Regions from separate parts of the Mus musculus genome. Here region 1 is linked to region 2. The links are chromatin loops, found by intact Hi-C in ENCODE. Cell type or tissue: left cerebral cortex. All regions are shown on one strand. Each heading gives the region's core, and the rest is flanking DNA. Links, peaks and the distances in the headings are about the cores only.

Region 1 (2,931 bases), core at 133-2,632, 130 kb before region 2:
CTTAGGCATAAAGCCAGCTCAGTTTCATTCTTTTAAAAACTATGCAAGTAAATTCTAGCTTCAAAACAACAACAACAAAACAAAACAAAACAAACAAACAAACAAAAACTCAATAATTGTATTCTTCCTAACTTTCCAATTAAATAAAATGAAATGTCTGAATACTTATACAGAAGACAAACAAAGCTGAGGGGGTTGGGTGTGGTGGAGCTAGGGATGTGTGGGCTCAAGAAAGTGATGAGTTTCTTAGGTTTCTGTTTTCCTCCTACAGCCAAGAGTCTGAATTGAGAAAGTCAGGAGCTACAGGAAGATAGATGATGGTGATGAATTTGTCTCTTCTATAAAACCTCATTCTTCATAGGCTAGAGATCAACAGCAGAGAATTCATCAGGGTAGAGAACCTTCTACAATGACTGCTCCAGGAAGGCACTGCAGAAGGACCTGCCCCACCACTGTGTCTGCAAGTGCAGTGTGGAGCAGATCCTCCCATCGTGCCATCTTAGAGGTTTCCCACGGGTAGACACAGAGAGATGATCACATGGGATTTCTTCATCCATGTACGCATCAGAAAACTGGTTCTAATTTAAAATGTAATGAAAGGGCAGCCAGATGGCTTACCACCAAGTCTGATAACCTCAGATTGATTTCTTGTCCCACATGGTTGGAGAAGAGAGCTGACTCCTACAAATTGTCCTCTTACTTCCACACACATGCCATAATGTGTGTGTGAGTGCAAGCACACACACACACACACACACACACACACACACACACACACACACATGTCCTTTTCAAATACCCTAAATCGCCCAAATTCTAGTTAACGGGATTTGTTTTATTCTTCTAAAAGTAGCAATTGAAAATAAGAACTTGGAGGAGAGCCAGCTAGAAAAACAAAGTAAAATTATCAGTTTTTTTCCCTGTAAGGAAAAATATTTAAGTACTTATCCCAAGATTAATCACAAAATATTTCACACGATTAATGGACTGATGTTAGTGGCACAGATGTTGCAGAGCTACCTCATTCCATAATACTAAAAGGAGGTCAGTCTATCCCTAGAGTAAGGTGGCCCAGGTGGCCTTCTAGAGCCAACAAAGTCAGAGCATTGATTACAGCACACAGATGTGTTTTAAGTCTCTCTCCTTTATTGCATTGTAATAGAAACTAAAATGGATCATTACAATTATTTTGTCACAGATAGAGTTTCAGGCTTCAAGAAGTATATGCAAAGCACATACATTCAAAGATCATTATAGTCATAATTCCATTTTAGAATAAATATGCCAAGATGGTCACTATTTAGCTAATCACATGTGAGTTAAAGGATGGGTTAAAAGAGGCATGAAAAATCTTCTTAAACTTATGATATACAAGTAGTTAGGTCTATTCTACAGATGTAAGTTATACTTGAAAACCACCGAGGTGGTTTTCTGTTTCTACCACTACAGCAAAATTCCCCGTGGAATTATGTGCAGTATTCATGGAAATGTGCAAACTGCCCCATGTTACTTTCATAACTCATGCTAAATATATATTTTGTTGACCAAAACTACACCCAACAATTACTCATATACACAGTTTCAATTTTACATAATAGCCCAAAGTAGAACAAAGTGTAGGAGGTGTAGGATGCCACTAAGAGATGATATAGAACAAAATAAACTGTCCACGCTCCCCGAACCCTACCAAAAGCAACACTAAACTTCAGTATGCTTCGTTATCTACACCACTCTCAAATGCAAGCTAAAAAGAGGTTCTAAAAACTAAAAAAAAAAAAAAAAAAAAAAGAGGTCATTTTATCCCTAGAGTAAGGTTTCCTAGGAGGCCTTCTATAACCAACAAAGTCAGCATTGATTACAGCATATAGATATGTTTTAAGTCTCTGTAACAGTTTTCTTTCTGTTTTAAAGTATGTATTCATGGACAAATATCACATACAATCTTGGGTTTGTTTTTTTTCCTATGTAATATAGTATAGCAGGACCATGTCCTTGTCAATCTTAGCATTCTGTACTTCAATTCTGTTTATTAAGACGTGTTCTGTCTACATGAGGAAATGCAGACAAACATACTAATCAGTGGAGATATCAGTCACTATTAGTCTCTAATATCACATATTAAAATTGAAAGATCTTCATAGTGTAGCAATATAGTTTTAAATGCTGAGTGCACAGTATTATGAAATGAATCACGGGAGAAAGCTTATCTAAAGTCCAATGCAGGACAGCAGATGTTTTTACTTTGCTTGTTTAGTGGCTCTACTACCCATTCTCAGCCGCAGTGTCTGTCTTTTCACAGGCCCAGAAACAATGGAGTGACAACCAACCTTGGCTTACGTCCCCTGCCTCTGTGACCCAAGATGAACTTTTCTACTTTTCAAGCTGATTCTGTGAGCCATTTGCTTCAGTGACAGAACATTATATGTATATGTGTATGTGTATGTATATATGATATATGTGTATATGATATATGTGTATATAATGTATATATATACTGCAGCATATCTACACTGTAGGGCATATTTTAATATCTCTTTAATAATATGTAGGATTAGTGATCAGGAAAAAGTGAGAAAAATACAGCCATTTCTTAATCTTTTTAAAGATAAACCATCTGTCTACATTTTTTAAAAAAGTAATTATATTTCTTTAAAAAAAAAGGGCCTAACACAAAGAAAAGGGGCCACAGTCATTGTATCCTCTTTTACCTTTTGTGTTTCAGCTGTTAGAGACTCTGTAGTCTCTCAACACTACCAAAGGCTGGTGACCCAGGCTGTAGCTACCAGCCTTTGGGCAACATTTAAGATCTAAGCTGAAACACATTCCTAGGCTATCCACCATAATTGTGTACACAAACCTTAAGTCATCCTGCCTTCCCTGAAATACTAGCTCATAAACAAAACACAGATCTGAAACTTTATGCCCTTGTCA
Region 2 (2,931 bases), core at 291-2,790:
TCGTGGTTCCTGGACAAGAAGCATCTCTTCATCAATAAGAAAGTCAGTCCATGTGAAGAACAAAGCTCTAATACTCATACTGATAAACATAGCGAATCATAACACAATGTGGGTGTAATGCCATGACTGTGCCAAAACAAGCCATAGTGCACAGCTGAAGGAATACAACAGCACAGCAATGCCATCAATCTGAGCCTTGATCTGATACAGTGCAGTCAATCCTCCCAGCTTGGTTTTATCAGCTTATGGAATCAAGTTCTGTCCTTGTCCTAGACACTGAGTCAGGAAGATCTCTAGTTTACTGCTAGGCTGAACTACACAATGTGTCTCAAAACCATATGAAACATACCCATTTCACTGATAAAATGAGACATGTGTAAAATCACACAAATATTTATGATATGTTATGTACTTTAGTGATGTTTTACTTACTTTGTGAGTGTCTAAGCCTTTTGTAAAAACGAATAAATAACTTCCTTTGGGTTTGATAGCAATCTGTAGCAGAATTCCCAAATTGATGGAACAAAATAGGAAAAAACACTTGAAGCCATAAGTTATATTTAGGCCTTTGTCAAGCAGCCAGATTCCATGAGTTTTGCATTTCTGACCCTTTGCCATCTTCCCACATAATCAACCCTTTAACCCAGACTTGGATTAAAGGGAATAACAGTATTTTTTCCCTTGTCTGTTTAACTTGGCTTAACCTTTGGTAGAAACTCCTCTTTCCCACAGCCTAATTCCAAACAAATTGTCATGTTAACAATACCCTAACTGTGGTTAACTCAGTCTTTTTGCCAGTGAACTTGATGAAAGGCCAATAATTGGGTTCTACTTCCTTTTTAGGTGAGAAAGTAATTATACCTAAGATTTGACTTCTATTCTTATTGGTGAAGCTCCAGCTCTGCTACACTAAGACTGAAAAAAATATTTCTGTCTTGAGAAGTTAGGGGAAAAAACACAAAGAAACCACAAGGGAGATATTATCAAAAAGAGTTAGAAAACACATTTTGTTCCTTTTTTCTTCAGTACATAGCAAGGCATAAAAGAATGCTAGGAAACTTTATATAGGTTTCCTTCAAAAGTACAGATAAACCTTATAATTATGGAAGTTTTGGGTGGGAAGTTGGGATGGGCAAAACATACTGTTTTCTTTTTATTCCAAGCCACAGAAAGAAATATAAGAGTTTAAAGTACTGATTACTTTTTTATGAATCAAGAATGAAACAAAGAAATTAATACATCTGTGATGCTTTGGATAGAAAAATCAAGAAGAGGCTTGGATGGAAAAAGAGGAGAAAGAGGAGGATTGCCATATGGGACAGATTTCGGTCTTGCTTTATGTTGCTTATGTCATTGCTGGAGGAACAGTACCAAGGGCATTTTTAACAACATCTGCGGAGCTAGGATTGGAGCCCAGTGGTACATTGCCAGGCAAGTGCAAGTAAGACTCTGGGTTTGATTCCTATCACTGGAAAAAAAAAATCCTACAATGGAGCATGGAAGGATGGATGACAGATCTACCAGATACTTCACTGGGCTGCAGCTTCCCTGTGTCTTTGTCAGCATTTTCTATGTGGGGGTCGATGGGAAAGGCAGGTGACATAACATCTCCATAGTACAAGGGATGGGCTGTAGGGGCACCCTTATATAATTATATGCAATTCAGAGATGCTACTGGCTTACTAAGGGGCTTAAGAATTTGTTTAATTGGGCATTTCTCAACTTTATTTCAGTCAAGAATATTTCTCTCTACCCCTCTTCAAATACATGCATTGCCTCATATCTATGGTTGGTATGTCTTAAAAGTCTCTTAGGATTTTGGTAAATTCTAAGGAGAAATATATTAAGGAAATTGAAAGTCCCTGGAGGGATTCAATGGTTAATACTAGTGGTGAAGAGGAACATTTCAAAGGCTGAGCCTTTCAGAGGTAAAGATGGAATATATGGAACCTTAACTTTCATCCTTTATAGCACCCCATGCAGGAGGCGCTTCCTTCTCCACTATTAGGAGCACAATAGCAACCGAGTGAGCATGACTTCTGATCTTTGCTTGGGGAAGTCATCTAAATTTGTGAGCTTAAGAGGAAAGGGATTTAATTGGCCTTACAGTTCCAGAGGAATATGATCCATCATGGCAGAAAAGAACATGGCAGGAGATGGGAAGGTGGTTGGTCACATTGCATGACCTTTAATAGCCTGAAAGGAAGGGACTGGAGGGACAGAAAGTGAAATGGGCTATACAGGCTCAAGGCCCATACTCAACGACACATTTCTTCAGCAAACTTCACTGCCAGAAGGAACAACAGTTCAATGGCATGGACTTATTAGGGATACTTCATATTGAATCCACAAAACTACCCAATAGCCATCTGGGAAGAATACCTCTGGTTGCCCTTCTTTGCTTCCATTGCTAACTGTGATCACAAATGCAGGACTACTTGCCTATTTGCGTATTTTCTTTGTTGTTAAACCTTGTGATTGGAGAATACCTCTTCAAGGTACACATCCTTTCCTAGTCCTGTTTCTTCCTTTCTGTTGTTCTTGCTTTTATCTTCACTGACTTGGATGTTTCCACACTGATGAGTTCCTGTTATCTCAAACTCAGCTAGTTATTAAAAATGTAATTGAAAGTTTTATGCAGTACATTTTTATTATATTTCTGCCTTTCCCCTAACTCCTTAAATATTTTCCACTTCCCTATCTACCCAACTTCATGATTTTTTTCTTTGTCTCCAAGAAACAAAGCAGAACAAACCGAATAACATAACACTAAAACCAAAGCAGAAAAACAAATAAAAATAAAATAATAATAATAAATAGCATATGAAGCCCAAACAAAACAAAGCAAACAAGAATCACGTGCAAAAAACATGGAGTCTGTTTTTTTGTTGACCAACTAACTACTCCTGGGCACGGGCTCTGCCTTAGAGT

What was found. Peaks named below come from ENCODE experiments on the same cell type or tissue, not always from the same donor. Only the 100,000 strongest peaks of a DNase experiment are listed, where the experiment ranks them.
Region 1: a loop joins it to region 2, with 2.5 times the contacts of the local background. A loop is called at or near these places in 2 of 42 quality-filtered maps.

What each region holds. Positions count from the first base shown.
Region 1 is chr3:82,314,620-82,317,550 of GRCm38, reverse strand. No RefSeq gene overlaps it. Among named protein-coding and RNA genes, the nearest start is that of Map9, 42 kb to the left of the region's middle. In left cerebral cortex, for the core only: no CTCF peak of the experiment used is centred there; DNase peaks (open chromatin) are centred at 244 and 1,604; H3K27ac peaks cover 497 bases.
Region 2 is chr3:82,189,719-82,192,649 of GRCm38, reverse strand. The region is part of intron 2 of Gm29921 (a long non-coding RNA gene); the gene reads left to right. Among named protein-coding and RNA genes, the nearest start is that of Gucy1a1, 45 kb to the right of the region's middle. In left cerebral cortex, for the core only: no CTCF peak of the experiment used is centred there; a DNase peak (open chromatin) is centred at 1,371.